2 separate regions of the Homo sapiens genome follow, and region 2 is linked to region 1. Evidence: read pairs that join two places in POLR2A ChIA-PET (ENCODE). Cell type or tissue: MCF 10A. All regions are shown on one strand. Links, peaks and the distances in the headings refer to the core of each region. The heading gives the core; the rest is flanking DNA. Region 1 overlaps GCLC-AS1 (GCLC antisense RNA 1). Region 2 overlaps ELOVL5 (ELOVL fatty acid elongase 5).

What was found. Peaks named below come from ENCODE experiments on the same cell type or tissue, not always from the same donor. Only the 100,000 strongest peaks of a DNase experiment are listed, where the experiment ranks them.
Region 2: POLR2A ChIA-PET joins it to region 1 with 15 read pairs; 3 of 35 experiments call an interaction of 5 or more read pairs at or near these places.

Annotation. Positions count from the first base shown.
Region 1 is chr6:53,458,795-53,475,094 of GRCh38, forward strand. It overlaps GCLC-AS1 (GCLC antisense RNA 1), which reads left to right. Exons shown (of 5, transcript NR_183318.1): 3 at 15,304-15,393. Among named protein-coding and RNA genes, the nearest start is that of GCLC-AS1, 35 kb to the left of the region's middle. In MCF 10A, for the core only: no CTCF peak of the experiment used is centred there; DNase peaks (open chromatin) are centred at 6,247, 7,217 and 7,757.
Region 2 is chr6:53,302,117-53,318,416 of GRCh38, forward strand. All of the region lies in intron 1 of ELOVL5 (ELOVL fatty acid elongase 5), which reads right to left. Among named protein-coding and RNA genes, the nearest start is that of MIR5685, 33 kb to the left of the region's middle. RefSeq lists enhancers at 2,255-2,778, 7,755-7,864, 7,955-8,004 and a silencer at 10,335-10,629. In MCF 10A, for the core only: no CTCF peak of the experiment used is centred there; DNase peaks (open chromatin) are centred at 4,925 and 7,145.

The sequences.
Region 1 (16,300 bases), core at 4,732-9,731:
GATTGCCAGCAACCACCAGAAACTAGAAGGAGCAAGGAAGAATTTTTCCATAGAGCATTCAGCAGGAGCATGGCCCTGCTAACACCTTGATTTTGGACTTCTAACTGCTGGAACTGTGAGAGAATAAATTTCTGTTGCTTTAGGCTACCCAGCTTATTATATTATATTTCATTACAGCAGATCCAGGAAACTAACACAACCAGGAAAAGCTGAAACTTATTGATTACTGGCTTAAACAGTCCTCTTCCTATTTCAAAGTCTATTCACCTTTTGGGATACCAGTTACAAACTTACCTATTTCTCTTACTCTGAGCCCCCAGTGGATTGGCAAGTCAGAAGTTATTGAAGGAAGGTAGAGCAAGATGGTTGGATAGGAGCTGCCACCAATTGTCCTCCCCACAGGAATACCAAATTGAACACATATCCACATAAAAAGCACCTTCATAAGAACCAAAATTCAGATGAGAGATTGCAGTACTTTCAAATTCATTTTACAATGTTAATATTTCCCTGATACCAAAACCAGACAAACACACTGAAAAAAAAAAGCAACCTATAGGTCAATATCCCTAATGAACATTAATGCAAAAACCCTCAACCAAATACTAGCAAACCAAATTCAAATATACATTAAAAAGATAATTCATCATGACCAAGTGGGATTTATTCCAGAAATACAAGGATGTTTCAACATATGCAAATTAATCAATGTGATATATATCCTATCATTAGAATGAAGGACAAAAATGATCATTTCAATTGATGCTGAAAAAACATTTGATAAAATTCAACATCCTTTCATAATAAAAACCCTCAGAAAACTAGGTATTCAAGGAACATACTACAACACAGTAAGAGCCATATATGACAGACCCACAGCTAATATCATGCTGAACGGGGAAAAACTTACAGCCTTTCCTTTAAGACCTGAAATATGACAAGGATGCTCATTTTCACCACCGTTATTCAACATAGTACTGGAAGTCCTAGCTGGAGTAATCAGACTAGAGAAAGAAATAAAGGTATCCAAATTGGAAAGGAAAAAGGCAAATTATCCTTCTTTGCAGGTGATAGGATCTCATATTTGGGAAAACCTAAAAACTCCACGCAAAAACTGTTAGAACTGATAAACAAATTCAGTAAGGTTGGAGGATACAAAATCAACATACATAAATCAGTAGCATGTCTATATGCCAACAGTAAACAATCTGAAAAAGAAATCAAGAAAGTAATCTTATTTATAGTAGCTACAAATAATATAAAATACCTAGGGATAAACTTAACAAAAGAAGTCAAAGATCTCTGCAATGAAAACTATAAAACACTGATGCAAGAAACTGAAGAAGACACAAAAAATGAAAAGATATTTGGTGTTCATGGCTTGGAAGAATCAGTATTGTTAAAATGTCCATGCAAGGGCTGGGCATGGTGGCTCATGCCTGTAATACCAGCATTTTGGGAGGCCTAGGTAGGAGGATCGCTTGAGGCCAAGAGTTTGAGGCCAGCCTGGCCAACATGCGAAAACTCTGTCTCTACTATAAAAAAGTACAAAATTAGCCAGGCATGGTGGCACATGCCTATAGTCTCCAGCTACTCAGGAGACTAAGCCATGAGAATTTCTTGAATCCCGAAGGCGGGGGTTGCAGTGAGCTGAGATTGCTGCTCCACTGCACTCCAGCCTGGGTGACAGAGCAAGACTCTGTTTAAATAAAATAAAAATAAAAATAAAATGTCCATACTACCCAAAGCAACCTACACATTCAGTATAACCTCTATCAAAATACTAATGACATTCTTCACAGGAATAGAAAAAAAAATCCTAAAATTGATATAGAACCACAAAAGACCCCAAATAGCCAAAGCTATCCTGAGCAAAAAGAATGAAACTGGAGGAATCACATTACCTGACTTCAAATTACACTACAGAGATATAGTAACCAAAGCAGCATGGTACAGGCATATAAACAGACATATAGGATGACTACAGTCAACAATAATTTATTGCACATTTAAAAATCACTAGAAGAATATTATTAGATTGTTTGTAACACAAAGAAAGGATAAATGCATAGGGTGATGGATACTCTACTTGCCCTGATATGATTATTATGCATTGTATGCCTATATCAAAATATCTTATACATTCCATAAATATATACACCTACTATGAACCCACAAAAATTAAAAGTTGAAAAATGAAAAAAAAAACCTTTCTCTTGTTTTTCTAAAACTCTAACTGGATACCCTGCATTTTTCTTTGCTAAATTTGGTAACCCTAATTGGGAAATATGTTGCAAAAGGCAAAGATGGGGAAATACACTATATTCATTTGAAGTATGCTGGGGGGGTAGACTATGAAAGTGAATGCAATTTTTTGACACTCTCCTGAGAGAACTGCCACAACTTTCATTACTAGTATTCACTTCTTCCACCATGGGATTGTCACTCATTAGAGACATGTAGTTGCTGTGCCCCTTAAGGAAGCCCCTTATGGCTGAAAGCAGGTGGTTCCAAAGCCTGTCCTACACTTGCTTCTCCCTCACATCTTATGAGCCAGACCACTAGATCCCACAGAAGAAAAGGATCAGGGAGGTAATTTTTCTACAGAAAAGCACTGGATTCGCATAAGTGATATATCAAGCTTCTAATGTCCTTTTTATCTTTTATTTGAATAATCATTTGTATAACTTTCCCATCTGTGTGTACATTTTAAACAAATGAAGCAGCTTCCTCTCACTAACATGTTTTCTCTTCCTTAAAATGACATCCTCTTCTAATTTACTCAACCCTAAAAACCCCCTCTTCAAATACATTTTCTCTGTTGGTTTCATGCATCTCAGAGAAAGGAAAAAAGGGTTCATTTTAGTAAATAAGCCCTGGCTTTAAAAATGCTCTTACCATTTCACACTCCAGAAAATAAGGAGATGAACACACACACACACACACACACAAACTAATTAGAATTAACTAAATTTTATAATATATTAAGTAATAAAATTACAATGCAAAACCATTGCAGCGTCCTTTTGATTGCTCTGAACTCCACCCCTCCCTGTCAAACAATAGAAAGGGGAAAGTGCTTTAAACTCTCACTAGGGTGGGGCTGCTGCCTGCCGCCTGCTCTCCGAACTGTCTTGCAGCTGGAGAAGAGCAGCCAAAGCTCCTGCAGACTTCATGTTGGAACTTCACACATTCATTCCAACAAAGAACACAGCACGTAGCAGGAGAACATACTGCGCTTATTCTTCTTAGTATAAGGGCAGATAACCTCTCTATTTTTATCTTTACCTTCATTGAAACAAAAACAAGTAAATGGAAGAGCAGACGCCTCTTCATAAAGCTAGTCATTGTCCTATTCCTCTGTTCTATTCACTCTCAAACGATTCCATTGGGGACCCCTGAGCTGTGAAGAAGGACAGGGCCCTGCCTCCACTTTTTCATCTTTCTCCTTAACTCGGGGAAGTCTGGCTTTTACTTCCAACCGCTCAACTGACACTGTCTTTCAAAGTTTACCAATATCTAGGGTGGCCAAATGGGGATGCTTCTGAGGGTGAAAAAAAGATGCTACTAATAATTATCCTGGGACAACAGGCGTAAATGCAAACAGTCTCATCAAGAACCTCCCATCTGTATCCAAACCTCTCTTCCCAGCATCTTTCTGGAGCTTCCACAGCATTTAACACGGTCCCCATCCCTGCTTTTTGGAATCTTTGTTTCCACTAATCTTTAACACTTCAACTGTCCTTCTTTACTCGAAGGCCAGCTCAGAGCTTCTTTGCTGGTTCCTATCTCCTCCATTGATTGAAAAAGTTCCCAGATTGATTGCTTGGTTCTCCTGTTTGTCTCTAGATTTCTCCTCACAGACCTGCATTCTCATGACTTCAGCTCTCCCTGCATCATGACTCCCAAGTCATTTCAAAGTGAAATTATTGTCCAGGTCGGTGGCTTATGCCTGTAATCCCAGAACTTTGGGAGGCTGAGGCCAGCAGATCACTTGAGCTCAGGAGTTTGAGACCAGCCTGGGCAGCATAGCCAGAACTTGTCTCTGGTAAAACAAACAAACAAAGAAATAAACAAAAACGAAATTATTAGGAACTCTAAGACAGCAACAGCAGATTATTAAATCCCAAACCTGGGCCTCCTTCTGATCACAGAGCCCTGCACCTGGCCACATGCCCATGTAACCGACTCTGCCATTAGTTAAATGACTAAATAAGTATATAGTACATTCTTTCAAAAAGCAGTAAAAGGAAATAAGAAAATGGCATAAAAGAGAGAGAAAGTAGGCCAGACATAGTGGCTCACACCTGTAATCCCAGCACTTTGGGAGGCCAAGGCAGGCAGATCACGAGGTCAGGAGTTCGAGACCAGCCTGGCCAACATAGTGAAACCCCATCTCTACTAAAAACACACACAAAAAAATTAGCCAAGTGTGGTGGCACATGCCTATAGTCCCAGCTATTCTGGAGGCTGAGGTGGGAGGATCGCTTGAACCCAGGAGGCAAAGGTTGCAGTGAGCCGAGATCGCGCCATTGCACTCCAGCCTGGGTGACAGAGTGAGACTCTGTCTCAAAAACAATAAAAATAAAAATAAAAAAATAAAAAGGGAGAAAGAGAAAGGAGTAGGGTGAAGCAAAGGGGTTTCAGGGTCTGGGATTACAGAGGGGAGGGGTCTTGAAAGGAAGAGTCCTTGAAAAGACTGGTTGGTGGGAAAAGGCCTAAGGCAGGCGCTCAGGTAAAGGGTCTAATCTCAGAGAAGAGCCACACTTCTTCACGAAGGCTAGAGAATGGAGACAATGAGCATAGAAGCAGCATGGTGAGAGCTACGAGACTTCATCATGGATAGCAGAGGGATATCAGCAGAAGCATTTGTTGTTTTTTGTTTTTTTTTGTTTTTGTTTTCGTTTTTTGAGACCAACTCTCACTCTGTTGCCCAGGCTGGAGTGCAGTGGTGTGATCTCAGCTCACTGCATCCTCTGCCTCCTGGGTTCAAGCGATTCTCCTGCCTCAGCCTCCTGAGTAGCTGGAACTATAGGCACGCACCACCACGCCCGGCTAATTTTTGTATTTTTAGTAGAGATAGGGTTTCACCATGTTGGCAGGCTGTTATTGAACTCCCAACCTCAAATGGTCCTCCCACTTTGGCCTCCCAAAGTGCTAGAATTATAGGCGCGAGCCACCACGCCAGGCCTGAAGTATTTAAGACACAATGAGATGTTGCTTCGTCTCTTTATCTAATTACTGTGGTGCACAATAAAGTGAATCAGACCTGTCAGTGTCTCCAGAAAGCTTACAGTTCCAGAAGAGACAAAACACCAATATGAAATTTAGGACAAAATATGATGAGTGAGTTGGAAAACCTCATTTAGTTAAACTAAGCTTCCTAGAAATATCTTCCTGCTAAATATTTGTTAACTTGGCTTAATACAGAAGGAAAACACAAAATAATATAAATAGCATGGTAGAAATGACATGGTACATTGCATTAGGCATTATAAGTAATCTAGAGATGAATTAAAGTATATAGGAGGATGTGCAAAGCTTATATGCAAATACTACACCATTTTATACCAGGGACTTGAACATCTGTGGATTTTGGTATCTGCAGATGATCCTGGAGCCAATCCCCAATGAATACTGAGGGACAACTCTGTATACACACATACAAATACATGCACATGTGCATATATACACATTTATACATACACACACACGCATGCACACTCACACATATAGACATGCACATATCATTTGAGTCAAATCTACATGAACCTTACCTAGAGTTTTCTGTTTATTCACAGAACTGCCTAGAGGCAATAGAATACCAAGTTAGAAATCAAGTTGAAGCAACATTTACTCAGCCGCTATTTACTAGGGAGTGCTGTCTGCCAGGAATTGTTCCAGGGGCTTACGATGTTGTGATGAACACAAAATCTCCTGCAGCCACAGGACTTACATCCCACTGGGGAGGCAGAGAGTGAACATTACATATAAATATCTAACATAAAATCAGATCATGGTGTGCGCAATGAAAGAAGATAGAGGAGGTGGGGGTGTAGAGAGACAGTGCGTGTGTAGGAGTGGGCTCACACTATTTTAATCAGGGATCAGTGAAGGCTTCCTGAGATGGTGGCATTTATGTAGGAAAAGGAATGAAAAGAGGGGTGAGTCACGTGAAGAGTGGGGAGAAGAGCACTCCAGGATGAGGAAATCACAAGGGGAAAGGCCATGGGCAGGGTGTGCTTGGAAGCTCAAGGGATGGCAAGGAGCCCAGTGTGACCTGAGCAGTGAGATGAGAGGGTATTGGGAAATTAGGTCAGAGGGGTAGCTCTGGCCAGGACACTGTGACATTTGCAAGTGAAAGTAAAGATTCTGGACTTTAAGAGATACTTATCTCAGTTTTGAAAAATGAGAAGAGTCATCCCCCAGATAAGGAGGAAGAAAAATTCTAGGCTGAGGAAACAGCATGTGCTATGGTACGAAGGAGTGGCTGGCTTTGCGTCTTCCGTTGAGTTTCTGAGAGTTGATATCAGTGGAATCAAGGCTAAGAGGTGGTGAGCCTGTGCGTAGTTCGAGGCCAGGCTAAAATGTGCCCAATGCACAACTCACCATCAGACCAGCCCCGCTGGGTTCTCCTGGGTGGGAGGTGAGCCCAGTGTGCCAGCAGGTTGTGGGAGGAGAGGTCAGTTCAGAGACACACTATCATTGACAGAGAGAAGAGTTAGTCCAGACCCATGCTTTCTTCTGCAGCCATTATATTCTCTTTCCTGGGCTCAGAAGCAGAAGGCTCAGGAAGCTACTGCTCCTGAAGATGGGATCAATTACACGCAAAAGTGGACGCCTGTGCTCCTGGATTGGGAAGGTTGAAGGAAGAGAAGGAGGCTCATGAACAAATGGGCAGTTTGCACAAGGAAGTAGGGACAAAAGAGTGAAATCGCCACAAAGCGTGAAGCTCCTTGCCGTGAGCAAGGCTGGGACACATGGGACAGAGTCTCTGACAAATGCTCCCTTCTCTCTGAGAAGGGCCTGTTCCTGCAGGCCCAATTCAATCTTATCTCTGTTAAGTATCTGATCACTGCTTACCCATCAGCACACCGTGAAACAAAACAGGCCAGGCATCTCAGAGTGACCTCCTAAGCATGGAACAGGGAATTCTATGTTCTGAACTAATATGGCCCTTGGCAAAATTGTGCAACAGTTGAGGCTGCTGTTTACTAACTCCCACATCCACTTGCAGCCCAGGACTTTGCTTTGGTCCCAGCAAGGGTGTTAGCTGATGAGGCTGGATGTGTTACGCCATAACACAGCATGTTGGAAGGGGCCTTCATATAGAACGTTTGAAAGTTTCTGCTTCAGGGACCTTGTTTCTAAAGGGCTGAGGTGTGGCATGAGACAGGAAGAGATCTGCCTTACTCCTGAGAGAGGCGACTGGAACACTGCCTCTGTTCTCTTTATCTACAGAGAAAGAAAGTGATTTTGGAAGATTGGTCTGACTGAAAGAAGTTTCTGGAGTGATGAGAAAGGGGTGTGATTGGATAGTGCTTGCCTTACACTGTGAGAATTATGTGTTCCTTCATTCTTTGACCAAAATTTATTGAGTGCCTCCTATAGGCTGGGCATTGTTCAAGGTGCCATGGTTATAGCAGTAAACATATTTCTGTTGTTTCATATTTCAAATATTTTAAAGAGTAAGAACAGAATCAAAAGACGTTGGGAAAAATCCTTCCCCTCCCCTGGTGTACCTTAATAATGAGTCACCACAGAACATTCTACAGCAAGCTTGTCCAACCCCCAGCCTGCAGGCTGCATGCAGCCCAGGACAGCTTTGAATGTAGCCCAACAAATTCATAAACTTTCTTAAAACATTATGAAATTTTTTTTGCAAAATATTTTTTTTTAGCTCATCAGCTATCATTAGTGTTATATTTTATGTATGGCCTAAGACAATGCTTCCAGTGTGGCCCAGGGAAGCCAAAAGATTGGACACCCCTGATCTAGAGCAATAGAAGGGTCTGGTAGCTGGCTAGATTATTTGGGGAATTCAGGAGATGTCAATCATTTTTTTTAAAAAAAGCTTATGTTTAATGTTTTAAAAACTTATTTTTAATTTTTAATTTTTGTGGGTACATAGTAGGTGTATATATTTATGTGGTACACAGAATATTTTGATACAGGTATATAATGTGTAATGACCACATCAGGGTGTATGAGGTATCCATTACCCCACGCATTTATCCTTTCTTTGCATTATAAACAATCCAATTATACTCTTTTAGTTATTTTTAAATGTGCAATAAATTACTGTTGACTGTAGTCATCCTGTTGTGCTATCACATACTAGATCTTACTCATTCGATCTAACTATATTTTTGTACCCATTAACCATCCCTATTTCCACCACTGCCCCTCCATTCCCAGCCTCTGGTAACCAGCCTTCTACTCTATCTCTGTGAGTTCAATTGTTTTAATTTTTAGTTCCCACAAATAAGCAAGAACATGTGAAGTTTGTCTTTCTGTGCTTGGTTTATTCTTAACATAATGTCTTCCAGTTCCACCCATGTTGTTGCAAATGACTGGATCTCATTCTTTTTTATGGCTGATAAGTACTCCATTGTGTACAAGTACCACATTTTCTTTATCCATTCATCTGTTGATGGACACTTAGGTTGTTTCAAGTCTTAGCTATTGTGAATAGTGCTGCAACAAACATGGGAGTGCAGATATCTCTTGGACATAGTGATTTTCTTTCTTTTGAGTATATATCTAGCCATGGAGTTACTGGATTATCTGGTAGCTCTATTTTTAGATTTTTTTTTGAGGAACCTCCAAACTCTTCTCCATAGTGGTTGTACTAACTTACATTTCCACCAACAGTGCATGAAGGTGGCCTTTTTTCCACGTGTTCTCCAGCATTCATTATTGTCTGTCTTTTGAATAAAAGTCATTCTTACTGGGGTGAGCTAATATCTCATTGTAGTTTTCATTTGCATTGCTCTGATGACCAATGATGTTGAGCACCTTTTCATATGCCTGTTTGCCATTTGTATGTCTTCTTTTGAAAAATGTCTATTCAGATCTTTTTCCCATTTTTAAATTGGATTATTAGATTTTTTTTCCCTATTGAGTTGTTTGAGTTCATTATAAGACTGGTTATTAATCCCTGGTCAGATGGATAGTTTGCAAATATTTTCACCCATTCTGTGGGTTGTCTCTTCACTTTGTTGATTGTTTCCTTTGCTGTGCAGAAGGTTTTAAACTTGATGTGATCCCAATGGTCCATTTTTGCTTTGATTGCCTGTGCTTGTGGGGTATTACTCAAGAAATCTTTGCCCAGATTAATGTCCTGGAGAGTTTCCCCAATGTTTTCTTGTAGTAGTTTCATAGTTTGAGGTCTTAGGTTTAAGTCATTAATTCATTTTGATTTGATTTTTGTATGTAGTAAGAGATAGGGATCTAGTTTCATTCTTCTGCATATGGATATCCAGTTTTCCTAGCAGCATTTATTGAAGAGACTGTCCTTTGAGCAAACTGTGTTCCTGTGACTTTTGTCAAAAATGAGTTTACTCTAGGTGTATGGATTTGTTTCTGGGTTCTCCACTCTGTTTCATTGGTCTGTTGGTCTGTTTTTATGCCAGTACCATGCGTTTTGGTTACTATATCTCTGTACTATAATTTGAAGTCAGGTAATGTGAGTCCTCTAGCTTTGTTCTTTTTGCTCAGGATAGCTTTGGCTATTCTGGGTCTTTTGGGGTTCCATGTCAATTTTAGGATTTTTTTTCTATTTCTGTGAAGAATATCATTGGTATTTTGATAGGGATTGCATTGAATCTGTAGATTGCATTGGCTAGGATGGACATTTTAACGTTGATTTTTCCAGTTTTTTATGTCCTCTTCAATTTCTTGAATCAATGTTTTATAGTTTCCATTGTAGAGATCTTTTAGTTCTTTGGTTAAGTTTATTCCTACCTATTTTATATTATTTGTAGCTACTGTAAATAAGATTATTTTCGTGATTTCCCTTTCAGAATGTTTGCTGTTGACATGTAGAAATACTACTGATTGGCTGGGCTCAGTGGCTCACCCTGTAATCCCAGAACTTTGGGAGGCCAAGGTGGGAGGGTCATTTGAGACCAAGCGTTCGAGATCAGCCTGGCTAACATGGCAAAACCCTGTCTCTACAAAAAATACAAAAATTAGCCAGGCGTGGTTGTGCACACCTGTAATCCTAACTACTCAGGAGGCTGGCACATGAGAATAGCTTGAACCCATGAGGTGGAGGTTGCAGTAAGCTGAGATCACACCACTGCACTCCAGCCTGGGTGACAGAGTGAGACTCCTTTTCAAAAAAAAAAATCTACTGATTTATGCATGTTGATTTTGTATCCTGCAACTTCACTGAATTTGTTTACCAATTCTAATATACTTTTTATGGAATCTTTAGTTTTTTTGAAATATAAGATCATATCGTCTGCAAACAAGGATAATTTGACTTCTTCCTTTCCAATTTGGATGACCTTTTATTTCATTCTTTTGTTTGATTGCTTTAGCTAGGACTTCCAGTACTATGTTGAATAACAGTGGTGAAAGTAAGCATCCTTATCTTGTTCCAGATCTCAGAGGAAAGGCATTCAGTTTTTTTGTGTTTAGTATGATAATAATTGTGGGTCTGTCATATATAGCTTTTACTGTGTTGTGGTATGTTCCATGAACACCCAGTTTTTTAGTGATTTTTTTTTTAATCATGAAGGGATGTTGAATTTTATCAAATGCTTTTTTAGTATCAGTTGAAATGATCATGTGGTTTTTGTCCTTCATTCTATTGGTATGATGTATCACATTGATTGATTTGTGCATGTTGAGCCATCCTTGCATCTCTGGGATAAATCCCACTTGGCCATGATAAATGATGTTTTTAATCTGTTGTTGAATTTGGTTTGCTAGTATTTGGTTGAGGATTTTTGCATTAATGTTCATCAGGGAAATTGGACTTTAGTTTGATTTTTTGTGTGTCTTTGGTTTTAGTATCAGGGTAATACTGGCCTCATAGAATGAGTTAGGAAGTTTTCCCTTCTCTCCTATTTTTTGGAGTAGTTTCAGTAGGATTGACATTAGTTGTTCTTTAAATATTTGGTACAACTCAGCAGTGAAGCCATCAGGTCCTGGGCTTTTCTTTACTGGAGATTTTTCTTGTTTCAGTTTTGATCTCATTACTTTTTATTGGTCTGTGCAGGTTTTGGATTTCTTCATTGTTCAATCTTGGTAGGTTTTTTATGTCTAGGAATTTATCCATTTCTTCTAGATTTTCCAATGTACTGGCTTATAGTTGTTCCTAATAGCCTCTGATAATCTTTTGAAGTTCTACAGTATCAGTTATAATGTATCCTTTTTCATCTTCAGTATTATTTATTTGGGTATTCTCTCTTTCTTTCTTAGTATGGCTAAAGCTTTGTCTATTTTGTTTATCTTTTCAAAAACCCAACTTTTCATTTCATTGATTTTTGTATTGTTTTCTTTGTTTAAATTTCATTTATTTCTGCTCTGATCTTTATTATTTCTTTTCTTCTACTGATTTTGGGTTTGGTTTACTCTGGCTTTCATAGTTCTTTAAGATGCATTGTTAGTTTGTTTATGTGAAGTTCTTCTACTTTTTTTGATATAGATGCTTATAGCTGTACACTTTCCTCTTAGTACTGCTTTCACTGTATCCCATAGGTTCTGTTAGGTTGTGTTTCCATGTTCATTTGTTTCAAGAAATTTTTAAATTTCCTTCTTCATTTCTTCATTGACTCACTGATCATTCAGGAGCACATTGTTTAATTTTCATGGTTTTTTTTTGTAGTTTCCAAATTTCTCTTGTTATTGATTTCTAGTTTTATTTCACTGTGGTCAGAGATGATATTTGATATAATTTCATTTTTTTGAATCTTTAAAGACTTCTTTTGTGGCCTATCATAAGGTCTATTCTTGAGAATGATCCATGGGCTGAAGAGAAGAATGCATATTCTGCAGCTATTGCATAAAATGTTCTGTAAATATCTATTAGGTTCATTTGGTCTGTAGCGCAGGTTAAGTCCAATGTTTCTTTGTCAATTTTCTGTCTGGATGATGTGTCCAATGCTGAAAGTAGGGTGTTGAAGTGTCCTGGTATCATTGTATTGGGGTCTATGTCTCTCTTTAGCTTTAATATTTGCTTTGTATATCTGGGTGCTCCAGTGTGGGTGCACACATATTTACAACATATATTTGCAGCTCATTATATAACGTTAAAAGGTTCAAGTCAGCAAGAGGATATAAACATAGACCCCAATACAATGATAAGGGGACATTTCATATTTATAAGTGTATATCATATCTTCATATTTATAATTATAATATAGATATATATTTATATTATATTTACATATAAATATATCCTGTTCATATGTTTATATCCTCTTGCTGACTTGAGCCCTTTATCATTATATAATGACATTCTTTGCCTCTTTTTATAGTTTTGTCTTGAATTCTATTTTATCTGATATAGGTATAGCTATTTCTGCTCTTTTGTTGGTTTCCATCTGAATGAAATATCTGTTTCCATTCCTCAATTTTCAGTTTCTGTGTGTCTTTATAGGTAAAGTGTGTTTCTTGTAGGCCACAGATCATTGGCTCTTGTTTTTGTTGTTGTTGTTGTTTGTTTGTTTTAAATCCATTCAGCCACTCTGTGATTGGAGAGTTTAGTCCATTTACATTAAATGGTATTATTGATCAGTAAGGACTTGCTCTTGCCATTTTGCTATTTGTTTTCCGGTTGTTTTGTGGTCTTCTCTTCCTTCTTTCCTTCCTTCCTGTCTTCCTTTCCAGTCAAGGTGACCTTCTCTGTTGGTATGTTTTAATTTCTTGCTATTTATTTTTTGTGTATCTGTTGTATGATTTTTGATTTGAGGTTACCGTGAGACTTGCAAATAATATAATCCATTATTTTAAACCGGTAACAACTTAGCACTGATTGTGTAAACAAAATAACAAGCAAGCAAAGAAAACTAATACACAAGCAAAGAGAAACAAGCAGAGAAACAAACGAGCAAAGAGAAAACTAACGAATGCTCTACATTTTAACTGCATCCCCCCGCTTTTTAACTTTCTGTTGATTTATGTCTTATTATACTCTCTGTGTCTCAAATAGTTGTTGTAGTCACTATTTTTTATTGGTTCATCTTTTAGTCTTTCTACTCAAGATCTGAGGAGTTTACACACCACAGCTACAGTGTTACAATATTCTGTGTTTTTCTGTGTGCTTACTATTACCAGTGAGTTTTGTACCTTCAAATGATTTCTTGTTGCTCATTAATTTTATATTCTTTCAAATTGAATAACTCTCTTTAGCATTTTTTGTAGGACAGGTCTGGAGTTAATGAAATCCCTCAGCTTTTGTTTGTCTAAGAAAGTCTTTCTTTCTCCTTCGTGTTTGAAGGATACTGTCACTGGATATACTAGTCCAGGATAAAATTTCTTTTTCTTCAGCACTTGAAATACATCACGCTACTCTCTCCTGGCCTGTAAGGTTTCTGCTGAGAAGTCTGCTGTCAGATATATTAGAGCTTTATTGTAGGTTATTTGTTTCTTTTCTCTTGTTGCTTGCAGATCCTTTCTTTATCCTCAACCTTTGGGAGATTGACTATTAAATGTCTTGAGGCAGTCTAATTTGTTTTAATTCTGCTTGCTATTCTATAACATTCTTGTACCTGAATAGGGATATCTTTCTCTAGGTTTGGGAAGTTCTCTGTTATTATTCCCTTTGAATAAACTTTCTACCCCTATCTCTCTCTCTACTTCTTCTTTAAGGCCAATCACGGTTAGATTTGCCCTTTTCAGATTATTTTCTAGATCATGTAGATGTGCTTCATTCTTTTTTATTCATTTTCTTTTGTCTCCTCTGACTGTGTATTTTCAAATAGCCTATCTTCAAGCTCACTAATTCTTTCTTCTGCTTGATCAATTCTGCTGTTATCACCCTGATTCATTCTTTGGTATGTCAATCGCACTTTTCAACTCTAGAATTTTTGCTTGTTTCTTTTTTAAATATTTCACTCCTTTTGTTACATTTACGCGATAGGATTCTAAATCCCTTCTCTGTGTTATCTTGAGTTTCAGTGAGTTTCTTCAAAACAGCTATTTTGAGTTCTCTATCTGAAAGGTCACATATCCCTATCTCTCTATGATTGGTCCCTGGTGCCTTATTTTGTTTGTTTGGTGAAATTATGTTTTTCTGGATGGTCTTGATGCTTGTTGATATTCATCAGTGTCTGGTCATTGAAGAGTTAGGTATTTACCATAGTCTTCACAGTCTGGGCTTGTTTGTACTTGTCCTTTTTAGGAAAGAGTTTCAGGTATTTGAAGGGACTTGGTGTTGTTATCTAAGTTTTTGATCATTGCACCAGTATCTGCATTTGTGGGCCCCCCAAGCTCAGCAACGGTGTGTCTCTTGTAGACTCACAGAGGCACCACCTAGGTGGTCTTGGATAAGATCCATAAGAATCCCCTGGATTATGAGGCAGATAAATTTTTGTTCTCTTCCTTTACTTTCTCCCCAACGAACAGCATCTCTCTCTCTCTCTCTCATTCTCTGCAAAGCTGCCTGTTCTGGGGGGAGGCCTGACACAAACACCTCTGAGGCCACCATCACTGGCACTGCTCTGTGTTAGACTTAGAACTAGCACAGCAATGGGTCTTGCGGAAGGTCCGCAGTAACCACTGTCTGGCTACCGCCTATGTTTGCTCAAAGGCCCAAGGGCTCTACAATCAGCAGATGATTAAGCCAGTCAGGCTTGTGTCTTTCTGTTCAGGGTTATGAGTTCCCCAGTCCTGGGTGGGTCCATAGATGCTGTTTGGGAGCCAGGAACTGGAGTTAGAAGCCATAGAAATCTAACTGGTACTCTCTTCCACTGCAGCTGAGCTGGCACCCAAGCAGGAAAACAAAGTTCTTCTCACTCTTCTCTCCCTTTTCCACAACCAGAGCAGTCTCCCTCCATGGCCACTACCACCCCAGGCTTGTGGCGAGTACTGCCTGGCTACCACCGATGTTCACTCAAGGCCCAAGGAGTCCTCAGTCAGTTTGTCGTGAGTGCTTCCAGGCCTGGGACTCTCTTTTCAGGGAAGTGGGCTTTCCTCTGCCCCAGGGCAGGTCTAGAAATGTCATCCAAGAGCCAAGGCCTGGAATCAGGGACACCAAAAGTCCACTTGATCCTCTACCCCACTGTAGCTGATGTGGTACCTAGGCTGCAAGACAAAATCCCCTTTACTTTTATCTCTCCTTTTCTCAAGCAGAAGCAGTCCCTCATAATCACCACACCTGGGAATGTGCCAAGTCTCATCTGAAGTAAGCGCAGCTCTGAGTCTCACCCAACGCTCATGGTGAGTACTGCCTGGGTACTGTTGCTGACTATTCAGCACCCAAGGGCTCTTTGTTCAGCAGGTGATAAATCTTGCCAGGACTAGCTGCTTCCCTTCAAGGCAATAGGATCCCTTCTTGCCCAAGCTGTATCTAGAAATGTCTGGGTACTAGGGCCTGGAATGGGAGCCTCAGGACTCTGCCTAGTACTCTATACTGCTGTGGTTGAGTTGGTATGCAAGTTGCAAGACAAAGTCCTATTTAGTCTTCCTTCTCTTCTTAAGCAGAAGGAAGGAGTCTCTTCTGAAGCTGTGAGCTGCTCTGCCCGGGGTTCAGAGAGGGGCAGCTCAAGCACTCCCTTGGATACCCTGGCTGGTGTCTCACTACGTTACATGCTCCGCAAATCCACTGGCTCTGAGCCTATCATAGCACCTTGACTTGCCCAGGAATTGCAGTTCTTGTGGCCTAGGCTGTTTTTCAGGTTTATTTAGAACCCCAGAGCATTTTAACTCACAGCATCAAGGCTTGCTGGAACTCAGGTTTCGACTGCTAGGATGGCTGATTCTCCTCTGGCTAAGGCTAGTCTAGATGCTCCCTCCATGGGCACTGGCTGAGTTCTGCCTGGTGTTGCTTTCTGCTGTGACAGGGCAGCACTGGGTGCCTCTTTCAGTTATACGAAGTTCAACCCAGGTACTGTAATCTCTCACCTAAATTTTGGTTCTTATGAAGGTGTTTTTATGTGGATATGTGTTCAATTTGGTGTCCCTGTGGAGAGGACAATTGGTGGCAGCTTCTATCCAGCCATCTTGCTCTACCTCCCTTCAATCATTTCTGAGTGACCAATCAACTGGGGGCTCAGAATAGGAGAAATAGGTAAGTCTGTAATTAGTATCCCAAACGGTGAATAGACTTTAAATAGGAAGAGGACTG
Region 2 (16,300 bases), core at 4,045-9,044, 160 kb before region 1:
AATACAAAAACCTGGAAATACTAACACGAGCAGAACAAAGAACAAAACCCAAAGCCCTAAAGAGAGTCCTGCTCATGTGGAAAATCCATCTGTCCACTGTTCAACTCCCTCCAGGGGCAAGTATATGCCCAGGTGAATCACGTGTGGGAGGTTAAGTCAACATCAGTGCTCACTTTGAACTAATAATCAAACTAGTTGCTAGAAGCATGTTTGAAAAAAGACACTACAATAAGCTTTACAGCAAATCAGTCCCCCTCCACCTCCTTTCCACTTGGCTCCCAAGGACAACAGAACATGAGGGGATGGGGGTAGGTGGCAACAACGGAAGGAGGTGGTTGGGGTTAATGAGGAGAAGGCACAGTCACAATTCTCAAGATGAAGTACGTCTCAAGGAGAGTGCAAATATTAAGCATCTTGGCCATTTCTACCTGGGGTAGGAGAGAGTGACAAAGCTGCCCAGCAAAGGAAAAGTACTGGGATCTTAAGGCAAATCTGTTTTAAAAGGTATCAAGATTTTTAAAAATATACATTATAGTAAAGAGTTGGTATAAGAATTATATTAAAGAAAAGTTTATTTCCTAAACCCACAACCAGGCTGTTTGCTGACTCTAAAACAGTAAAGATATTTTTAGGGCCAAGTCTTGGTTTGTCTGGCTTCTAAGGCAGCAGTCAGCTTGCTTTGAAAGCTCCCTTTCCTGTGGTATCAGTCAAGTCACATTCCTTTTGATTTAAAAACGTTTAGCTATTGTCTAGCTTAACTTCATCATATCCTGCTTTACTTTTTTTTTAACGGTTATTGTTCACCTAAAAATGAGTCAGCTGAGTTTACAAACCCATGTGCTGCAAGGAATCAGACTGAGATTTCCTTGCATTTTCTCTTCTCTCATTCCCATCCATCACTTTTATCAGTCAACTCGTTAACGTTAGGCAGGCATGGGAACATTCTTCAAGTTGGCTGCCAGTTACACAGAATGAAAAATTAAATGGTGCTTTAATTTGGTAGTCACAACCCTGATTCTAGAATTTAAAAAGATTTTTCTAGGTTGGGAAAATCAGTTCCCAAATAAAACCACACCTTGCTGAGGAATGTTAAAATTCAAAATGTCGTGAAGACCATAAAGGAAAGAAGATCCAAGTACTAACAAGCTTTAGAAATGAAAGTAACTTGACGACAGAATTCATGTTAAAGTGTTGGCATTTAAATAAATGATAACTCTGGATTAAATCTTGGCTCAAAAATATCTACCGCACCAACAGTGGTACATCTGATTGTGTACTGTCATCCTAACACTCTGAATCTATGCTTATTCTCTTTCTTCCCCCTGCAGAATTCCTATACTTTCTAACCTCCATTCTAAGGAAGTAACAAACTCTTGTAATTCTCTGATAAAGTCATTTTTCCTGCCATATATCATACACGAAGGCAAAAAACACAGCTCTATTTGGGGTTTTAGATGAGTAACTGCAAAACTGGGGCACTGATAGATTCTACAAAGCACTGCCACAGGTTAGCTCCACGGCTGAAGAAGGCAGAACAACCTCATTCCGGTATAATGGATAATTGGAGGGGAAATTTTTAAATGTTGCAACAATCAAATTGTTGTACAAAAATACGTTTAGGGTCAACACAGAAGCCTCCACTTCCTGCTCCTTGGCTGCTACTAGTTAATTAAAAAGCACTTTTTAACCATCGCTGGAGAAGGACATCCTTCTAACACCTTCTAACATCCTTCTAACAAGTGGAGAGTCACACCAGTGGCTGTTATCTGTGGTCCTTCCTCCCTGTCCTCTTGCCTTCATTTCCAACCCTTTCTCCAAGGCCCAGATTAGGTGTTACAAAGCCTACTTCCACTCCACTGCCCCTCTTGTTGCTGTCTAGACAACTCATTTAGTATACAGCAACTTCAACTTTTACATGAGCTAGATACTTCTGTGTTCAGGTATTATGGGAACAAACTCTGCAACTCCTTAGAGTCCAAACTCTTTAACGGCAAGTACTCCAATCTGTCCTATGAGTATAATAATTATCTATTGGTGATACTATAAATGAGGAGATACACCTGTTATTACAAAATAAAAAGAAAAGAAAATGGCACACCTGACTCCACAATGGCAGCATCCTAAAACACGGACTAAATCCTAGTTACAGATGGCATTTCCTCGGGGAAAACTTTCTCAGTGCTAGTTATCTGGAACTCTAACAGAGGTGCTCTCTTCTCTTCTACTACATGATCAGTAAAGACACTTTGTAAAGTGTGAGCCCATAAAAAACAAAAACAGAAACAAAAAATGCATGTACACACACAAACACACACACCTCTTTTATTTTATTTTATTTTATTTTATTTTATTGATCATTCTTGGGTGTTTCTCGCAGAGGGGGATTTGGCAGGGTCATAGGACAACAGCGGAGGGAAGGTCAGCAGGCAAACAAGTGAACAAAGGTCTCTGGTTTTCCTAGGCAGAGTGTTTGTGTCCCTGGGTACTTGAGACTGGGGAGTGGTGATGACTCTCAACGAGCATGCTGCCTTCAAGCATCTGTTTAACAAAGCACATCTTGCACCGCCCTTAATCCATTTAACCCTGAGTGGACACAGCACATGTTTCAGAGAGCACAGGGTTGGGGGTAAGGTCACAGATCAACAGGATCCCAACGCAGAAGAATTTTTCTTAGTACAGAACAAAATGAAAAATCTCCCATGTCTACTTCTTTCTACACAGCACAGCAACCAACCGATTTCTCAATCTTTTCCCCACCTTTCCCCCTTTTCTATTCCACAAAACCACCATTGTCATCATGGCCCGTTCTCAATGAGCTGTTGGGTACACCTCCCAGACGGGGTGGTGGCCGGGCAGAGGGGCTCCTCACTTCCCAGTAGGGGCGGCCAGGCAGAGGCGCCCCTCACCTCCCGGACGGGGCGGCTGGCCGGGCGGGGGGCTGACCCCCCCCACCTCCCTCCCGGACGGGGCGGCTCGCTGGGCAGGGGGCTGACCCCCCCACCTCCCTCCCAGACGGGGCGGCTCGCCGGGCAGGGGGCTGACCCCCCCACCTCCCTCCCGGACGGGGCGGCTGGCTGGGCGCGGGGCTGACCCCCCACCTCCCTCCCGGACGGGGCGGCTGGCTGGGCAGAGGGGCTCCTCACTTCCCAGTAGGGGCGGCCGGGCAGAGGCGCCCCTCACCTCCCGGACAGGGCGGCTGGCCGGGCAGGGGGCTGACCCCCCCACCTCCCTCCCGGACGGGGCGGCTGGCCTGGCGGGGGCTGACCCCCCCCCACCTCCCTCCCGGGCGGGGTGGCTGCCGGGCGGAGACGCTCCTCACTTCCCAGACGGGGTGGCAGCCGGGCGGAGGGGCTCCTCACTTCTCAGACGGGGCAGTTGCCAGGCGGAGGGTCTCCTCACTTCTCAGACGGGGCGGCCGGGCAGAGACGCTCCTCACCTCCCAGACGGGGTCGCGGCTGGGCCGAGGCGCTCCCCACATCTCAGACGATGGGCGGCCGGGCAGAGACGCTCCTCACTTCCTAGATGGGATGGCGGCCGGGAAGAGGCGCTCCTCACTTCCCAGGTAGGATGGCGGCCGGGCAGAGACGCTCCTCACTTTCCAGACTGGGCAGCCAGGCAGAGGGTCTCCTCACATCCCAGATGATGGGCGGCCAGGCAGAGACGCTCCTCACTTCCCAGACGGGGTGGCGGCCGGGCAGAGGCTGCAATCTCCGCACTTTGTGGGGCCAAGGCAGGCGGCTGGGAGGTGGAGGTTGTAGCGAGCCGAGATCACGCCACTGCACTCCAGCCTGGGCACCATTGAGCACTGAGTTAACGAGACTCCGTCTGCAATCCCGGCACCTCGGGATGCCGAGGCTGGCGGATCACTCGCGGTTAGGAGCTGGAGACCAGCCCGGCCAACACAGCGAAACCCCGTCTCCACCAAAAAAATAAGAAAACCAGTCAGGCGTGGCGGCGCGCGCCTGCAATTGCAGGCACTCGGCAGGCGGAGGCAGGAGAATCAGGCAGGGAGGTTGCAGTGAGCCGAGATGGCAGCAGCACAGTCCAGCTTTGGCTCGGCATGAGAGGGAGACCGTGGAAAGGGGAGGAGAAAGGGGAGAGGGGAGAGGGGAGAGGGGAGAGGGAGAGGGGAGAGGGGAGAGGGAGAGGGGAGAGGGGAGAGGGGAGAGGGGAGAGGGGAGAGGGGAGAGGGGAGAGGGAGAGGGGAGAGGGGAGAGGGGAGAGGGGAGAGGGAGAGGGGAGAGAGAGAGGGGAGAGGGAGAGGGGAGAGAGAGAGGGGAGAGGGGCAAACACACACACCTCTTAAACATTCAAGGAAATTTCTTCCCCACTGGGAGACAAAGATGTATTCTAGTCTTGAAAGGCAACACACAAATACACTTGATCTTAAAAACTCAGATATAGAACATTTTTTCAGCAGTTGGTAGCGGGAGGGTAACATGATTTTAGAACTTTATTCTAGGGGAATTCTTATTCACAGCTAAAGAAGAAATGTACAGTCAAGTTCAAAGTTCTTCCCCCAGTTCTCAGCAGAGTCAAGACAAGGACCATTTACAACAATCCACACAACAAACGAGCATTCAGAAAAGGGTTCACCACTGTAGAAAATTACTCTTGTAGAGTTTTATCATCTTAAAGCTGCCAACTTAATTTTCTTTTGAAACTAGAAGAAGAAGTGGTGATAACTTTTAATTGAGTGAAGCACACTGTTATTTGGAAAAAGACAACGATAATTCACACACAGAATGCTCCTTGCTGGTGGGTGAAGGCCAGATTGCTGCAGTTGGACTTAGAACTCCACTTTCACATAGAACTTTGCTGACAGTAACTAATTAATGCCCACAAGGCTGCAGTGAAGCAAGGTAAAAAAAAATCCATCAGGTGCAGGAGTTAGTCATCCTCCTGACTGGTTTTATTTCTGTGTGTCCAATGATTCTCAGAATGACTGCTTTTCAGGCTACCAGCCATTTGAAAGGCAGTTGACTCACTGAGTTAAAAACTATTTAATGAGTGTCTACTTTGTGTCAAGCAGTATTGCTTGTGAGGAACAGGAAAGTGACAGAGACAGACATGACCTCTGCCACAGTACAAATTAGTAAGCAGTGTGCAAAGACATCTGTGGCTCAACCACTTTTGGGTGGTAGTGGTTAGGAACATACACTTTGGAGCCAGAGAGCCTGGGTTCAAATCCCTGCTTCACCACTTACTAGCTGTGTAACCTTGGGCAAGTTACTTAACATTCTGTGCCTTAGTTTATTAGACTGTAAAATGAGGGTAATTACATTAACTTCCTCATGTGATTAAATGAGTTAAGATATGTGAAATGCTTAGAATAGTGTGTGGCACAGCAAGTACCGTAAAAATGTTTCTATTATTATCATCATTACAGAGACCTTTGACAATGATCAGTTTCATATTCAATGTTTATGGAAGAGTTTTGCTAAGGCATAAACTGGAGTTCCCTGCAAGGTCCATGGCAGTGAAACATGCTCACATCCATACCTCACAGCTCTGTTATTTTCTATTTGGCATGGACTCACAAATGATACTTGTGAATCTGGGGATTTATAAAAGACTCTAGATAAATTCCTCTGAAATGTCAAGGAGATGCTGGTCACTGACTTCTCTGTGAGTAGAAGAGCAGGCCAGTGTCTATCCCAACCTTAGTACAGAGCAGAAATAAATCTGCATCTGATAAGCCTTTTTTTTTGTACTCCTGGCAACTAGCATATGATAGATGGCCAATAAACTTATTCATTTACCATAACTGAAAAGGGGGCTGAGTTGCCAAAGTCACAGAGGTTGGGTGGAGCCAGAATTTGAACCACATCTCCAACTCTATTGCCTATCATTCTTAAAATACCCCATGCAGTCTCTCAAGAGGACATCTTCATGTATTTACATAAAAGATGGTGACATGTGTTAGTATTGCCTGAATTCATATAGTTTTACGAGAAAAAGATACAGAACTATGTAGTTTTAAAATAACATTATCAAGTTAAAAAAAAAAGTTGTTTGGAAGAAGATGTTTGGTAACAGAGTTCTTTAAGATCTCTGTAATTAAGACCTAGATGGGAAGTAAAGGGGCAGCAATCCTCCCTGACCTCATTTTCATACTCTTCATCATCACTTCTACTGTATCTCAATCAGTGATAAAATTACAGGCTTATTTTTTAAGTGCTGTGATTATCAGTTATACTGTAATTATCTGTTTATCTGTCCACATCCTATTAGGCTCTAAGCTCTTCAACGGCAGAACCTCTGGTGTTCCCATTTTATCGCTAGAGTGTCTGGATCTGTGCCTGACCAATTATTGATTGCTCATTGAAACTAAGAGTGAATGAATGAATAATGAGTGGATCAATGAATGAATGACTTTCTAGAGTTTCATATCAATGGGCTCTCAAATCTGGTTGCATCTTAAAATCACCTAACAGCTTTAAAATCAGGTTTTTGGGATCCAATCCTAGAAATTCTAATTCAATAGATGCTAGGAAATATCTTTTTGAAAAGATCGTTAGGTAATTCTGGGAAACAGCCTGCTTTGGGAACCACTGCTATATATATCAATTAAGTTTTGGACTCTTACTAAAATCCCCTGCCACCCTTTAATTTTTATCACCCAGACGGTATCCATACACTGTATTACAGAGACAGAGCCTAGACTAGGATGATGGTCTCAAGGACAAGTTATTTTTTATTCCAACAAATTCTGCAGCAATTCCCTGTTTCCTCTAATTCCACCAGCTGGGGGGAGGGGATGCGCAGGTGGGGCGGGGGGCGGGGAGGCAATCATATTTTTTCAAACATCTCTCAAGCTGAAATAAAACCTCGTATCAAGATAGAGATCAGTTCTCATATTTTTCAAACACTGTGTGACATGGTACACATCACACATAACAAGCATACATTAATCCATCCTGCACCTGATGGATTTTTTACCGGTAAGCTCTTTTTTGGGGGATGCTGTTGCAGAAATATTACTATCAGTAGAGGAGATCCATAACACCATTACTACCAGGAGTCAACAGTGGCCAAGTCTATAAAGCTCTGTGAGAACAAGGAACGTATCTGTCTTGCTCCTTGTAATCCCTAGTAGCTGTTCTTGGGACACAGAAAGGAATTTAGTAACTCCCTGTTTCATCATATTGAACTGGGGCAGTATGGAACACTGCTGACAGGCTGCTGCTGCTGCTGCTGCCAAATCAAATGTTTGGCCAAGGACAATTCCATACATTCCTTGGAAGGAGGCAAGATGGGTGATAGGAAGAACCTGAACACTGGTTGAGAAACGTGGGCTCTGGCTCTATTATCATCAATCCTAAACTGAGCTGCTTCCTATTATATTCGTTTCATTACCTAGACTACAGGACCTCAAGCTTTCTTCAAGTAAATACGGTATCTATGGGAGGCAGAGTCTAAGATGCCCCCAAAGATCCTGGTACACCTGATACTCACACCCTTATGTAGTGCCCTTTCCCGATGAACCAGGGTTGTGTGTGTGACCAACAGAATAAAGCAAAAGGGATGGTATGTCGCTTCTGGGATTAGGTGATAACAGATGTTGTGGCTTCTATCTTGGTCAGCTGGCATGTTTCTGTCTGTGTTTCTAGGACCACTAGCTCTGGGGGAAGCCAGCTGCTATGCTGCAAACAGTCCTAGGGAGAGGACAATGTGGCAGGAAATAGGCCACCTGCCAACAGCCACCTGAATGAGCTCAGAAGCAGATCTTCTGGCCTGCTCAGCTTCAGATGAATGCAGCCTCATGAAAGACCCTGAGACAAAACCACCCAGGTAGGCCTTGCTGGGACTTCTGACCCTCAGAAAACGTGTGTGACAGTAAATGTTTCTGCATTTTAAGGTGGCAAATTTGGGGGTAATTTGTTAACAATAGATAAAAGCCTTAGAAATTAACAAGGTCAGTGGGGCTGGAAGAAGAGGTTCTTACAAGACAACTCTACTTCCCCTTGCTAGCCTTCCTTTTGGTTACCACACATAATTAAGGCACCAATTACAAGCACGGCCTAATAAAATATAAACCCTCCCCCTCGATTTAACTGGAACTGGGAAGAGAAGTGAAAAGGCTTATTATCTAAAGTATAGAATTTGGTTAGGAAAACAATACAACACTTTTGTTACTAGCCTGAGACAAGGGATCTAACATTTACTAAGAGCCTACTACGTAGCTGGCTTTTCAAAGACTCACTAAGGAAATATCCCTATTTTCTAGACGAGGAAACTAAAGTTCAGAGATCTTAAGTAGTTAACTCTAGGTTTATATGGCTTAGGGTAGGCAACTGTTCTGTTTTTCTTGGGGGATTTTCCGGGATGTAAGGCTTTCAGTGCTAAAATCAAAAAATTTTCGGGCACACTGGGAAGACTTAATCACATTACTTACTGTTAAGTAGCTCACAAAGTTAAGTTACTTAAATTTGTAGTTGGTCCAAAACTTGTGCTCTTTACAATTATCACAAGTTGATTTTTTTGTTGATGTTGTTAATTTGGAGACAGGGTCTCGCTCTGTTCCCAGGCTGGTCTGGTTTTCAACTCCAGGGCTCAAGCAATCTGCCTGCCTTGGCCTCCCAAAGTGCTAGGATTACGGGAGTGAGCCACTGCACCCAGCCAATCACACAGTTGATTTTTAAAAGTACATCTTAAAGCTATTATTTGGCAGCTTATGATCTGCAACAAATTTCGAACTGTTACCTACTAAAAAGAAAACCACAAACCCCTCCAGACTTTATCTCACAATACACACAGAAAAGACCGTTGGTTTTTTCTGTGAAAGGGTAAATAATTGCTATTCATATGATACATACTAGCATGGAAATTTTTCAGCTTAAAGGATTCTGCAAATTTCTGTTCCAAAATAGCAACTGAGTCCACAAACGACACTGGTAACTCCCCTCTGTACCTCAACAGACTCTCCAGTGTGGCTAAATGAGCTGACAGGTGACTGGGTGGGCTCTTCACAGAACTTCACATCAAGTCTGGTGCTCTGGCAGGAGAGGTAGGCAGTTACACAATTTTCTCTTCCACAAAAGCCTAGAGACAGCCAACTGACACCACTGGAAACTTCAACATAAACAGCGCTCCTGTGGCTGTCCTACCTGGTAGGTAAGCAAGGCAGTGTTGCCAAAACAGCTCTTTTTAAAAAAAGACCCATGTAATAACCACTGGGGTAGCTATAATCATAAAAACAGAAAATAACAAATACTGGCCAAGTAGATGGAGAAAGTGAAATACTCAGGCGCTTGCTGTTGGCGGGACTGTCAAATGGTACATCTGCTGTGGAAAATAGTTTGGCAAGTCTTCAAAAAGTGAAACACAGAATTACCATATGACCCAGCAATTCCACTCCTAGGTATATACCCAAAGAAATGAAAACACACATTCACTCTAAAACCTGTACACAAATATTCATAGTAACATTATTTATAACAGTCAAAAAGTAAAAACAACCCAAAAGTCGATCAACTGATTAATTAATAAACAAAATGTTGTACATTCATACAATGGAATGTTATTTGGCCATTAAAAGGAAGACAGTACTGACATTTGCTATATCATGAATGAATCTGGAAAACATTATGCAAAGTGGAAGATGCCAGACACAAAAGGCCACAGATGATTCAATTCATATGAAATGTCCAGAATAGGCAGATCCATCAGTGGTTGCCAGGGGCTGGGGAAACGAAGGAATGGGAAGTGACCGATACTGTTTATGATGTTTCTTTCTAAGGTAATGACAATGCTCTGCAATTAGATATACTTAAAAATTAAAAATAACTTTAAGAAAAGGAGAGGTACTTTAAAAAAAGGTTTAATATTTTATACACTCAAGCCTACTGCTAGCAATCTACACTAAGGAAATACAAGCAGATGTGCACTAAGATTGACTTATGATTGTCATCAGTGATATTTGTAACAAAAACTGAAAGGTGGTTAGCCTTCAAGTATCCATCTAGAAGTAACCTTCTAGATGAAACCTTCCGTAACCTAGAAGTAACCTTCTGCTACAGAAATTATAGTATAGGAATATAATTAAATATCATGCCATAATTCAAATGAAGCTATTGGGCATTTATTTTAGAGAAATGAAAACTTTATGTTCATATAAAAACCTGTACACGAATGTTCACAGCAGCTTTATTCTAGCTAGAAACTAGAAACAAACAAGATACTCTCCAACAGGTGAATTGTTAAAACAAACCATGGTATATCCACACCACGGAACGTTACTCAGCAATAAAGAACAAACCTGATACATTCAACAACCTGAATGAATCTCTAAAGAATTAAGCTAAGTGAAAAGGGCCATCCATTTATAAAACACTTTTGAAATGACAGAACTATAAAGATAGAAAAGAGATTAACAAATTGCCTGGGGTTACAAAGGGTGTGAAGGCAGGATGGAAGAGGATGTGGTTATGAAGGCCACATGTGCTGATAGCAATGTTGTGTATCTGGACCGTACTAATGTCAGTATGCTGGTTGTGATATTGTGCTGCAGTCCTGTACAATGTTACCACTGGGGGAAACAGGGTAGAGAGTACTTGGGATCTCTGTATTATTTCTTACAACTGCATATGAATCTACAATTCTCTCAAAAAGTTCAATTTTTTAAAAAAATCTACGACCATGAGAAAAACAAACTAGGCTGAGCATTTGATTTTTTAAAAATTCAATCAACTTCCCCAACCCAATCACATGTGGTGGTGACTTTTTTGGCACCTGTAACTGTAAAGGAAGGTTTATGTTGGCAAGGAATAGTCTGAACTATGACTCCATTCACAAAAGTTTAAGACTTTACCTAAATGCAGGTGTTTCAAATACTCATTTTCACAGTGGTCTGATGAAGCTTCCCAGTAAACATTTTCTTATTCAGACTACTCAGGTGATGGGGATACTGTTTTGATCAACCCAATGATCTAATTAACTTCGAGGAATCATACATCTCACAAAGAGGCCCGCTGTCAAACAGTAAGAAAATCATGAAAGATACCAAATAAAATCCTCCTGATTAAAATGTAATCTTTGATGATTCAGAGGCATTTTGTGATCCTGAGGTATCTCAGAGTCAGAATTATAAATGCCAAATCTCACTTTACAATACTGTAGATGAGCAGGCACAGATAATTGGGATAAAAGTTTATAAATTTATTATGACTCTACTGCTTTATATAAGTTCCTGCAATTAGTTTCCTTGCCATTTTCCTTTTAATACATGGTACATAGAAAACTTAGTTTTATTTCATTTCTAAGATATGACATCACTCTGTCTCCCAGGCTAGAGTGCAGTGGCACAATGATGGCTCACTGCAGCCTCAACCTCCCGGGCTCTTGCAATCCTCCCACCTCAGCCTCCTGAGTAGCTTGGGACTACAGGCATGTGCCACCACTCCCAGCTAATTAAAAAAAAAAATGTAGAGAAGGAGTCTCGCTGTGTTGCCCAGGCTGGTCTTGAACTCCTGGGCTCAAGCAATCCTCTCGCCTCAGCCTCCCAAAGTGCTGGGATTACAGGCATGAGCCACCATGCCTGGCTAAAAACTTAGTTTTAGACTGTCAGATTCCAGATGTTTTTGAAAATGAAAAATAATAAAAGTTTACCATATTATAAAAACAAAAAAACTGTGCTTTCTTCCATCTTTTGGATCATTTTCTTATCAATGCACTGAGAAGCAAAAAAGGGTTAAGCAGCACTTTTACAATGTGCAGTCACTATGTGACTATAGCTTACTGAAGAGTGATGCCACCACGCTTGTGCTCTGCTCTGGGCTTTTTGCTGCCTGCCATTAGCAAAGAGCTGTTCAACCCCCACAGCTCTTCAGAGCACAGTGGATGTTTCCCAGAAAAGGCTGAGGTGACGTCTTCTGTAACCCTCCTTGGAAATTATCCAGCAAGATTAGATCTCTTCTTGGCAATGCTTTTCTTCTTTTCACCAAGTGCTACATTCAACAAATGAGCCACTGTGTTTAAAACCTCCTTGATAATCACTAAAGGTGAAATATTGAGAATTGGGTCCTAAGGTGATTACATTTTAGTGGAACTGCAAGGATTTTAGCAAGTCATGTTAATGTAACTGAATATTCCGACTGGCTAATATGATTTTTCCTTCATTTCAATTCTCTGCAAGTACCAAAATTCAACTCTAGGCTGTCATAGAGCCATTTAGCTGTAACAAAACGAAGGAAAGCCAGTGATCAAATTAACATGAAGTCAGTTAGGTGCCCACCTACAGCCAGAACACCAAGGGAGAGACACCAACAGGTTCCAAAATGAAAATTAAGGACAGAGTGAAGGAGAAACAAATACCTATTCCTGTATAGAAATTATAGAAATGCATTCCTGGAGAAGTCAATCATATGAAAATTTTAGGAAAAGAACTGAGATTGTAAAATGGCATATATAATCGTTTAACAATATGCCTTTACTGAGCACCAAATGTGTAAGGCACTATGGCAAGTGGTAGGGACAGAGAACCTGGTCCTTTCCCTTCAGCTCAGAAATCTAGCTATTCCTCCAGTCATGACCCATATTTTCAGTTCACTTCAAAACACAGAAATTGATGTCTTATGTCATAATTTGAGTGAAAAAAATAAAATTAAAAAGAAAAAAAAATCAGCACAAACTAACAACAGCTTAACACACACCCACCCTTGAAAGGCAAGAACATTTTACTGGTCAGGAGCTAGGGGATGGATATAAAATAGTACATAATATCCTACTTTGATTTGGAAAAGCTATCACATATTTCCTATGCAAAATCCAATGAAAACAATTATTTGAAGAAAATTAATGTAACTACAGAAGCAGTGACATGTTTAAAATGTATTATGTTTTTCTCCAATGATTTTTTTCACATACATGAACAATTTAATAAATTGCAACTGGGTTGGAGAAGAAAAGGAGAGGGTCTTGGCCAGCTTGTGCTGCTATAAAGAAAATAGCACATGCTGCTAGATTAAACAACATTTACTTCTCAGGGTTCTGGAGGCTAGGAAGTCCATGATCAAGGTGCCAGCAAATTAGGCTCCTGGTAAGGGTCCTCTTCCTGGCTTCAGATGGCTGTATCCTCCTGGGGACTTGGGGACATGGGGATGGGTAGAGAGAGTACTGGTCCCTCTTCCTCCTATAAAAATACTGATCCCATCATAGGGACTCCACCCTCATGACCTCATCTAAACTTAATTACCTCCCAAAGGCCCCACCCTTCTAATAGCATCACTTTGGGGGTTAGGGTTTCAAAATATGAATTGAGAGTGGGGGGACACAAACCTTCGGTCCATAACAGAGAAGCAGTTTTCCATTTAAGAGATAAACGAATGACTGTTTACAGAGTCTAAAGAAAATTGACACTTTTAAAAAACCTAGTATCTAAGATGAATCATTTTCATTCATATAGTCAAGTTATCAAAACACATAATCTCCACTTTATGAAAGGGTTGTACTATTGTAAATTAGTCATCTGGCCTTTGGAAAATAATTTTTTGGAGAAATGTTATATTAGTTGTTCTTAAATTTCCGGGGGTTCCATATCAATTGTGAAAATCTGATTAAAGCAAAAGGGAAATTCTCTCCATCTCAAAATGACAGAGAGTTTGGATTAAACTGACTGACATTTACAGGGTCGCCCAAATCCCAGTAGTCCCCAAGTTAAAAACCCTAGCTGTCAGTGGAGGACAGATCTCCAGACCAGCCCTAAAATACTTTACTTAACTCATAATGAAGTGGCAGCAATAGGACTAGATTCTCACCATTTCTATGAGAAAGATGTAATCTGTAATATGCATAATTTCAGTTAGAGTTCTCTAGGCTCTGAAACTATACTGTAATAGCATACACTGTAATATTACCTTGGGCAAGCTGCTAAAACTATATAGACCTCAGTTTCCCAACTCATAAACATGGGGACAATAATGCTTATACCTCATGGAGTTGCTGTGAGGATTAAATGAGATAATAAAATTGTATGAAGTGCTTGGCATAATGCACAAACACCTCAATTCGTGGCAGCTATTTTTATCATCATCAGAAGCACACATTCATCAAACATACATTTAACACACTGTCACAGGCACTGGAGACACAGAAATCCACAAGACCACAAATCTGCCTTCAGAAAGGTCAAAAGTCTCTAGCAAGGGAAGGAGAAACAGTAAATAACTGTAATAAAGTGATCTATGTGCCATGACAAGGTATGTACAGGAGAAAAGGATGGGTAGGGGTGGGGGGATTAATACAGAGCAGTCAATTCTGTATGGGGACCAGTGGGTCAGGTGAAGCTCTGCAAAGAGAGTAATATTTAAGGCTTGCTAGTGGGGATCAGACAGAAGGCAGAGATGAAAAAGTGAAAAACAATGTTGGAGAAGGAGGTAAGAGCTCCAGAGTTTGTTTTTAAACTGGGGGGTTGGTAAAGAAGGGGTGACAGTTGGGGCGAGAGGCTGAAAAGAGGGTGAGATCAGCATCAGGTTGGTTAAAAAAACGACTGCAAGAGTCCAGATGAGAGATGGGGGCCCTCCAAAGGCACAGCAGGAGAGGGAATGCAGGGGTCACATGGGAGAGATGTCCAGGGTGGGCAAGGTGAGGGAGAGGGGGGAGTCCAAGCTCTTGGCTTCTCACACTGGAGGGGGGTGCCATGTAGTGAGTGAGGAAGCATGGGGGCTGCGGGTGTGTGAGGGGTGGCAAGCAGACTGCAAGAAGAGAATATGGAAAGTTCTGTTCACCTAGACCTTCACTTTACTAATTTTATTAATAAATTGATTATAGTCTCGTGTATGTTTCATAACCTGTTCGATTAGGAGGCATGTCATATAGTTTGAATTAGTGGAGTGCAAGTTAGTGGAAATTCACTGTACTGACATGTTCTCTTACAGGGAAAAATAAGAAAGATAAATTGTACATTAAGTTCATAGTATTAAATGTAAGAAGTTCATCCTTAAGCTACGACCTAACCCACACATTTGCTTAGGGACTCATGTATTCCTGCTGTCCTAAGAAAACATTAAGCCAGCTATGCTCAAACATGAATTACACACTTCAGGAGGTTGAATTATTTAGCAAATTGCTATTTCCTTCACTAAATGGTCTGCTAATGACTGAATGCTTATAAGGAAGCTTTCCAAAGTGATTTCTCTCATCCCATTAACGTCTCTCCAAGAGAACCAGATAACCATTTAAAAACCTAATCCAGTTATAAATCATGCTGCTGTAAAGACACATGCACACGTATGTTTATTGTGGCACTATTCACGATAGCAAAGACCTGGAACCAACCCAAATGTCCAACAACGATAGACTGGATTAAGAAAATGTGGCACATATACACCATGGAATACTATGCGGCCATAAAAATGATGAGTCCATGTCCTTTGTAGGGACATAGATGAAACTGGAAACCATCATTCTCAGCAAACTATCGCAAGGACAAAAAAACCAAACACTGCATGTTCTCACTCATGGGTGGGAACTGAACAATGAGAACACATGGACATAGGAAGGGGAGCGTCACACCACGGGGACTGTTGTGGGGTCGGGGGAGGAGGGAGGGATAGCATTAGGAGATATGCCTGATGCTAGATGATGGGTTAATGGGTGCAGCATACCAGCATGGCACGTGTATACATATGTAACAAGCCTGCACATTGTGCACATGTACCCTAAAACTTAAAGTATAATAATAATAAAATTTTAAAAAAAGATGAGAACAAAAAAAAATTAAAAAAAATAAAATAAAATAAAATAAAAACCTAATCCCGCCCACTATTTCAAATGATGGATTTTTCCCCCTTATTTTCAAGTCCTTTTCTTTGCAGAACATAATAATGATAATAGCAACTAATACTCACTCTATCCTTACTATGTGCCAGTCTTTCTGCTGTATATTTACAAGGATAATCTCAGTCCTCATGCCAGCCCTCTCACAGATGAGTCCACCCAGGCAGACAGCCACTGTCACTTGTCCAAGGTTACACTGAGAGGAGGCCAACTGACTCCAGAGCCTACTCTTTGAACCACTACATTCTACTGCCTCCCCACGTTACAATAAATTTTTTTCTATAGTAAAATGATGTTTCCTATAGAAAATATGGAAAGTAGAGAAAAAATATCTGTCTCATTTTGAAGTAAAAACAAAAAGCTACCAAGAGTATAGCTGAATCCACGTTAACCCTTCTACCATCTATGATTAAGTGGAGTGATCCTGGGCGAGTACATGTCTGAAAACCTCAATCTCCTCACCTGGAATATTCTCTTCAAATGGGAATAACATGAATACCTAATCAGATGAGATGGTTCATGT